Linked DNA regions of Homo sapiens: region 1 is linked to region 2. A link is a contact called in ENCODE Hi-C or POLR2A ChIA-PET data. All regions are on one chromosome and are shown on one strand. The core of a region is the stretch at or near the end of the contact, and the rest is flanking DNA. Distances in the headings are between cores, read along the strand shown. Region 1 overlaps LOC102723789 (a long non-coding RNA gene). Region 2 holds the start of MOCS1 (molybdenum cofactor synthesis 1).

Region 1 (4,311 bases), core at 845-3,344, 47 kb after region 2:
TCCTTGTATTTCCCAAATGCTGCAATGAGAACATGTTATTCTTATGCCCTGTTCCTGTCACAGTCAATGCTTCCCCTCCATTCATTGCCACAGGGGACACCTCCCTTCCTCTTACAGGATCCTGGGCAATGCAAATCAGGCCACCTGAGGGAGATAGAAAACCTTGCCTGATGTTGCCCAAAAACTGGTGGCAGGATCAAGATGCGGCCACTTTATTGGTTATAATAGCAGGTTCAACTAGATTTCCTCAAATTCTCAATTTCTGATACTAAGATTTTAGACTTATTCTAAATGTCTCTGCAGGACTTATTTTTGAATTTGCACTTTCCAGTTTCTGCTATTTCTTTTCAACTACTAAATAGCTTCCTCCTTCATTGTTCCTAGAGTTTTGCATAGAAGATCCAGATTAACCCTCTAGGTATCTCCCCATAACCTTGACATTCTCTGTTCAGTTCTACTCAGCAAGCTCTTATTGCATGCCTACTCTGTGCTAGGGCCTGTGCTGGGTGCATGAAGTCTGCAACTTAGCAATGTTTAACACAGGCACCATGATGCAAGTAGAGAACTGAAATCCAGGCCTTCTTCTCTGTGGACCCGAGCCATTGCCTCCTCTCAGGCCAGCTCAAGTCTTGCCTCTGCAGAAGCCATTCAACTCCCTCTTTTTTTACGTTCTTTCCCAGGAGATGGGTGGAAAAGACAAGCCCAGCCTCTCAGAAAAACAGGGTGAAATCTTCAGCCAACAAGAGAATAAACATAATCTTTGGCAATCTTGCAAAATTCATGACCAAAAATAGACCCAAAGCAAAACAAACACATCCCTTTACTCTTTCACTCCTGACAATTAAAAGGAGACCAAATCAGTCTATTTCAATAATTTTGATTCCATATTACACGAAAGACAGGAAGTCATGTCCACCAAGTGACCTGAAAAATATGGACACTTTCTACTTTTTCATGGAGTTTTCACTGTATTCTTTTTGTTTCTATCTCTTTCTCCCTTCTGCCCACTCTTCCTTCCCCTCCCATCCTCCTCCCTCAGTTCTGTTCCAGGCTGAACATAGCATACAGCAAGTGGATGATGTCCAAGGCAATTCCTGGGTCTAGAAATCCATCAAGAATGATGCCTGGAGTCCAGATCAGAGGATCCTGAATCATCTGCCCTTTTCTCAAAGTGAGGAACAAAGCAGTGAGACTTGGCTCTCTAGTTGTTTTTCTCCTACCCAGCCTCAAACCTGGCCATGTCTCAGAATTAAGCACTGGAAAAGAGAAGAAGCACAACTCACTTTGGTGGAACTTCATCCAAAGTTGCAATAGAAATATTGTTCTTCTGACCCTAGGTTTGAAAAAAGTGGATAGAAGTTGGGGTATAGAAATAAGTAGAATTAGAAGTAGGGATGATTTTCTCCAATAGAAATATTTCATCAGCCTTTGGACTGTAGAGCAGAAAACTTTTGTCTTCATAGAACATTGAATATGTAAGAGAGCCAGTTGATGACAACTGCTGATAGTGAGGGGAGACGGTAGGGGCAGGGGGTGGGGATGATGTCCTGGTAATGGTAATAGCCAATACCCTTGACAATGACACTAGTAGCTCAGACACTAGAGGACATCTGGTGATGGTGGCCTTTTCAGCATAGATAACAATGTCCCCAGTATCTTACATGGGCTTTGGTATCTCATTAAGCAAGGAGCTGTAATATTTAGAGATGAATGCCAAAAGAACACATCATTCCAGTGAGTGAACATATAGTTGATAAAAAAATAAACATGGCATACATTACAGTCACCCAGATGACTGGAGTTGTCAACTGGCACTGACAATTTCTAAAATCACTAGGGAGGAATATGAGGGGGCTGAAGGCCACTCAAAATAGACAGTGAAAGATCCAGAGGAATGCCATGTTTGGACACTATTGCCATCCTATGTTTATACCAAGATGACGAACAGAGCCAGGAAGCACGGATGTACTGTTTTAGATGAAGGCCACAGAGGCTGATATGTGAGCACTGCTTGCAGGTTACAAAGCCTTATTCCCATGTAGGGAACTATGTTCATGTGCATGGCAGTGGAAGACTGGGGTCAAAGAGACAGTCACTGAGAGACCAAGCAGAGAATGGGACATTTCTGTCTTTTATAGAAGCTGTGCAGTGGGTGGCGGGGAAGAGGGGTGTTGATCCTGTGAGATGATTTCCAAAGGTTCCCACTAGGTGGAAGTGTTGGTTAGTACATGAGTCAGCAAAGGTTTCTCAATGAACCAATTTTTTTTTTTTTTTTTTTTTTTTTTTAAGGGCTGAATGGGAAATGCCACTGTCACAGATAAGAAGATGGGGGTGGGGAGTAAGGGGTAGGGTTGGTGGTCAGGGAGGCAGTAACTTGGTTCAAGATCACCAAGGAATAGCACTGTCCCATCCTCCCTTGCCTCAGACTTCTAAGGACAAGGCAATGAGCTCAGATTCTGCTTCCAGTTATTTTTAACTTCTAATCTCTACTTCTACCACTGAAAACAAGAAGTGCCAGTCTAAGACCTATTAGTTGTTTTGATGGAATAGAGAGGTTAAGGGTCTTAGACGGTAAACCCTGTGGCTCCCCATCGCCTGTGAGATAAAGTTGAAATGCCGTAACATGGCTTGTGAGACATTTTCCTGCTGCAGAATTTCCTTACTTTTACTAGTCTGTTACTTGAAGCTCCTTAAATTCTCCCATGATGCTTTTTGGGTTCTGAAAACCTATGCCTTTAATAGGTATTGCTTCTTTGGGAAGCATCACCTGACCTATTTATGGAGATTTGATCACCGTTGACTTTGTGGCATTCCTTTACCTAATCTGTACTGTGAAGGATTTAGGTCAGAGGTTGTATGATGGCCAGGGACCCAGAACCACCACACATCTTCTCTACTAAATCAGTCAGGACTCTGTTGCTTGTGACAGAAATCCAATTAAGTCTACCCTAGACAAAAAGGAAATGTTTTTGGCCTCAGGGAGGGCATGGGTACAGCTGGGAAAGACTGGATGAGTGACAGTTATATTTTCTGGAACATTCTCACCGATTTTTCTATTGCTTTGAATGTCAAATTCTTTCTTTCTTGTGAAAGACTGACTCTCTCTGGTGGGAGATGGGGTCCTGGCTGCTTTATGCTCATCTCTTACCAACTTCACTACAGGAAAGGTAAAGGCTCTTTACAACCAGAATTCAGTTTAACAAGGACTGACACTGGCAAAAGATGAGCATATGCTCAAAGCAGGGCCAATCATTACTGTTGCTCTGATTGGCTTATCTTGGGCCACTTGCCCACCCTATAGAGTGTGATTGACAATCTCACTCAAACTGCATGATTAAAGTCAGAATAGAGTTTTTCAAAAGGAAAGTGCTCTTACCAAAAGAAAAAGTTTTTCTTTTCACTGGGTAAAGAATAGTGGATGTCTAGTCTTCTGCTCCCCAAAGAGACATTTATAAAAAATGAAGTCAGAACTCAAAGTGTCTCTTTATTACTTGACAGATCAGTGTCTTAGTCCATTTTGTATTGCCATAAAAGAATACTATGGATTAGGTAACTAGGAAAAGAAACTCATTTCTTATAGTTCTAGAGGCTGGGAAGTCCAAGATTGAGGGTTTGCATTTGATGAGGGTCTCCTTGTTACATACCATGCCAGAAGGCATCACATGGAAAGAGAGGAAGAGAAGAGGGCAGAACTCATCATTTTATCAGAAACTCACTCTGATAATGGAATTAGTTTATTCATGAGGGAAAAGCCCTGAGGACCTAGTCACCTCTGTTTATACCCCACCTCCCAACACTGTTGCATTGGTGATTAAGTTTCCAACACATGAACTTTGAGGGATATATTCAAACCACAGCAGTCAGTGACATGTAACCTTCAATACAGAGCTCTGAATTAAACACAAGGCTGGGGTTTGAGGTTTTGGCACAGATTGCTACCTACCCTCCACACTCAAAGGCCATGGATTAGAAACCAAGATACTTAGCTAAAGAGAGCTGAGCTTCAAACTGCAAGCAGGAAGGAATTTGATGAAGACACTCAAATAATAAAGATCATGAAAAACTTCCTAGAGCTCTCATTCCAGTTGACAGAATGAGTGCGCTGAATCAGGACCCTCTTATAGGCCTAGTCCTTCATCAACTAGTAAATGAGACCCAACCAACATCTCAGCAATATCTTTAGATGCAACAGGTCTTCCTTGTGTGTTGAGTAGAAATTAAGATGGAGAGGGTTGGTTGGTGGGAGTGGTGGAAGTGTTTCCTCATCAACATTTACTTGCTTTGTGTTTTATCAGAACTGTGAGCTCAGGT
Region 2 (4,116 bases), core at 242-2,741:
CACATTACCCCTCCCTTCACAGTGTAAAGGGATGGATAGGAGCAGGCTCTCTCCCTGGCCTCCACACAGGGAGGACGGAAAAGCATTAGAGTTGAGTTCCTGCCCTCTACAGCTCTGCGACTGGAGGAAAGTTAACTTAGATTAGCCCCCTCATCTGAACATACAAACTCTACTCACCTCACATGGCTTAGTGAGGACTAAATGCTTCCACATGTGAGTCACTCAACACAGGTTCTCTCATGAAAGACCAGTACAAAATAAACTAGGGGGTGGGGGGCTGGAGAAGAAAAGTCCCTTTTCTTGAATTCTTTAAAGATCTCTCAGCCATCTTTGCTTTCCTATCTCTTCCTCAATGATGTTCAGAGTTTGAGGATACTAAAAAGTCTTCACTTCCCAACCATGGGCCTGCTTATCTGAGGATCCCAGAGGGGCTTAGATTTGGGGAAAGCAAATTTGGCGGAAGTCATTGAGCAATATAGGGGAGGAGGGAGCAGTGATCTTATGAATCCCAGGACAGGAAGCCTAGTTCTGGGAGACGGGGAAAAAAACGCCTAGATAGGTACCGAAAAGAGGTTTCACTAAATGAAAAGAGGTACTTTTCCCCCCAAATTATTCCCTAACCACCTGAGCAGAAGAACAACCAAAACCTAAAACTTTTAATGACTTGAAACACTCTGAGGGGTGCTGGCAAGGACTGAGGGATCTTACCCAAAACCCTAAAGACAGAGGAATTAATTTCTCACCTGGAAGAAGCCACGTCCTGCCCTGTTCTGCTCTAGGATAAGGCTGAACCCTCCCAAGGTTAATAAAAAAGACAAGGAGAGTCAGCAAAGGATGGGTTACAGAGCCCTGGGACTACAGTAACAACTCATCGTTGGTGACACCGAGGTGACATGTTTAGTCAGTCGCACTATGAAGCAGGTGTCACAGGGACACCTGATCTCTCAGCTCTTGGGATAGGGAGGGAAAATGTTTAAGAAAGAGGGTGGGTGCAAGGCAAGGCTGAAAGGTACTAAGACACCTCACTGGACCCAAAGTCCCAGTCCTCTGCTTACCCGAATTTCTGGCCAAGCTCAGGGCTAGAAGGGGTGGCGTGGCTGGGGGGCAGGGAGGTTCTGAAGCGGGACTCCCAGGAACCTCTCCCGCTGGGCTAGCGGGTGAGACCGGGCGGTCCATCTGGAGAACATCGCTCCACTGAGGAGTGCCAACGGGTCCCTCCCAGAAGCGGTCAAGCAGATAGGCCGGGAGCTACTGGGGGAAAAGGGCAGTGTGCCGGGGCCACTCCTGCCCCGGGAAGCTGTGGACGCAGGCGGGGTGGGCTCACCTCCGAGGCAGCTCGCGCGGACTCCCCGGGGCAGGGCTGGGTCACCGGAGCCCCTGAGCTGCAGCTCCGGGCGCTGGACCTCAGAAGCCGCCGCAGCATCCGGGACAGTGGCCGCGCCGCCATGAAGCCTGATACGAGCGGAACCGCAGCCCGCTTCGGGAGCACACTGGCCGGGCACTCGCCCCCGGGGTCATCCCAGCAAGGGCGGGGAGGGGCAGGGGGAGGGCGGGACCCGCGCAGCCAATAGGCGAGGACGCAGTCCCGCGTGGCCTTGTGGGAGCTGTAGTACGCTCCCTGTGCCCACTTTCCTGGGCCGGGGTAGCGCTCTAGGGCAGAAGGGTAAACTCAGGTAAGGAACGGGGTTCTTTTCCTTCCAGTTTTTCTGGCTGCTCTAGTCTCAGATTTAGGTCGTGGTGTGACAGTAGGCAGGACAGGACAAGGGCCAAACGAATGAGGCACTGCCTTGGATGCAAAATTTAAGAGGGTGCCAGGTAAACTGCGGTTATCAAAGTAAGTAATTTTTTAATGTAATATTTCAAAAAATCGTAATAAATTTTCAGAAGTCCGTGAAATATCAACATTCTAAATAAAAAGATTTAGCCTACACTTGCATGACTCACATCACTCAGTGCACCATAGTGCAGATTGTGGTTGTAAAACGGTCAGTTAGGTCTTTCAAGATACACTTCTCCAGTTGTGCCCCAAAAGGATATTAACAATCTTTTTTTTTTTTTTTTTTTTCGTGGAGAAGGCAAGAGTATATGAGAAGTCACAGAATGAGTGGACAACATTTTTGAAATGCTTCTTATACACCAAGCACCATGCTAAATGTTATTTAAAACAATCCTGGTATGAATAGAATGTCCTTTTTGCAACTGAGGACATTGAGGCTTAGAGAGACCAGGTAATTTTCTCGAAGTCACACAGCTGATAGTGGGTTTCAAACCCAGGGCAATCTGCTTTCTACAGTCATTCAGTCAAGATTCAGTATGTGTTAGGAATGGTGGGGTGTGCCTCTTCCTCTCTATAAAAAGCAGAGTGCTGTAGTCCTTTAAGATTTTGGATAACACACACAATAATGAGCTTATGTACTAAGAATAATTATGCTCAAACCAGCCTGTTGTATCCAAAACCCTGTCCCTGTGGAATTGCAAGAATAAAACACCGGCTGGAACATACAGCTGCCAAGTGCATGCTTAGGAAGTGGGAATATAGCTCCTGATCTTGAAGAATTGACCGAATAGTGGGAGAGGAAAAAATAACTGAATATAACTGACTTTTACAAGTGCAGTGGGACTGTCAGAAAAGCTGAGATGATTTTAGCCTTAGATTCAATGTGAATTTCTCACAATGATACTCAAAATTCAGAAAATATATTGTAGGGGATGAAAGTGTATCTGGGGTGTGTTTGAAACTGATGAGACAAGTATGCCAGAGGTCTGTTTGCAAGGGGCCTGAAGACCAACTGAGGACTGTTCAAGCTCTGTCCACTGCTAAGTTTAGATATGTCTGGATTTATCAGGAAAACTGGGTATGGGGGAGAGAAGGATAAAAACTTTTTTTTTTTTTGTATGTATGAGGCTTGAAGAGCCTTCTAGAGAGGACTCAACCTCAGGGAAGAAGCCATCTGACATATGAACTTGATCCAAGAATGTCACCAGCTCCTTGGAGCCTCTCTAGATTCCACCCTCTTCATACAAGTTGTATGTGATCATCCCTTCACTTGGGCTTTACTGTCATCTTTTATAGAACTTGGGTCTCCAAGGCAAGACCTAAGGCTTACTCAGTTCTGTTTGAAGGCTGAAATCCTCTCCATATTATCATACATCTACTTGGACTCCTGTAGTGCTGGGAAACTTTCTGGCTTCCTGATGTTGTCTGGTCCACTTAAATGTTTCCCCACCTATTAAAGTTCTTACTTGTATTCAGCAAAAAAGTGCCCCTTTCTGTCAACATATGGTGATTAAGTGTCATCAGGGCCGAATCCTCTGCTAATGGCTGGGAATAAGGAAATACTTTCAAGGGCTCACAGCCTGCAGTAGGGCTCTGATGTGACAAGTCCATGGATTGATTTGGAGGGTTCTGTAGACCCCTGAACTTGAATGCATAATACTGTATTTTTTTTTCCTGGGGAATGGTGGCTTTTTGTCACATGCTCAAAGAGCCTCATGGAACATACTGTCCTAGAAATCTCTCTTTTGTGATACCCTCCTATTGGCCCTAGTTTTAGCCCCCTAGGCATATACATCCTCTCTTTGAGACTTTAACCCAAGTACTCTCTTAGTGATAAACAGCAGCAGTTATTGCCAACCCTTGTACACAATGTCTTGTGAGCCACTGCACTATCTTCTCTAATACAATTTGGTTTGCCTAGGTCCTGGTGGCAGACTGTATTTGCAAGATGGCTGCAACAATATTTCCTGTCTCGTATGTTCTAGAGCTGTGTTGTCCAATAGAAACTTCTGCAATAATGGAGATATTCCATGTCCTGACATAGCTATTGAACACATGAAATGTGGCTAGTGTGACTGAGAATTGAATTTCTAATTTTATTAAATTGTCATTAATTGAAGTGTAAACAGCCATGTGTGGCTACTGGCTACTGTATTATTCAGCCCTATGATAGAATTTTGCTTTCTCCAGAAGGGGTGGAATTAACTTTCCTTCCTTTGCATCTGGGTCAGTTTGTAACTTGTTTGTAACAGTGTGAAAGTGATACTGCATGGCTTTTGAGACTAGGTCAGAAAAATATGATGCAATTCCCACCTTACAATTTATCTCTAGTGATCTGT

What was found. Hi-C counts contacts between places; a loop is a spot of excess contacts on that map. ChIA-PET counts read pairs that join two places held with the same protein, here RNA polymerase II (POLR2A). Pooled maps may share reads with other maps.
Region 1: a pooled map shows a loop between it and region 2 (2.9-fold over the local background). The contact joins the enhancer-like site here to the promoter of MOCS1 in region 2. A Hi-C loop is called at or near these places in 1 of 168 maps with a recorded cell type or tissue (IMR-90) and 5 of 50 pooled maps. POLR2A ChIA-PET finds 5 or more read pairs at or near these places in 1 of 52 experiments (MCF 10A).

The regions. Positions count from the first base shown.
Region 1 is chr6:39,979,053-39,983,363 of GRCh38, forward strand. It overlaps LOC102723789 (a long non-coding RNA gene), which reads left to right. Exons shown (of 6, transcript XR_001744112.1): 6 at 1,040-1,289. Among named protein-coding and RNA genes, the nearest start is that of MOCS1, 47 kb to the left of the region's middle. Within about 2 kb of position 2,095, at least 3 of the 41 ENCODE cell types and tissues checked have a DNase peak (open chromatin) inside an H3K27ac peak, as active enhancers do.
Region 2 is chr6:39,932,971-39,937,086 of GRCh38, forward strand. It overlaps MOCS1 (molybdenum cofactor synthesis 1), which reads right to left and starts at 1,492. Exons shown (of 11, transcript NM_001358530.2): 1 at 1,325-1,492. The coding sequence starts at 1,447. It overlaps LOC102723789 (a long non-coding RNA gene), which reads left to right and starts at 1,599. Exons shown (of 6, transcript XR_001744112.1): 1 at 1,599-1,673.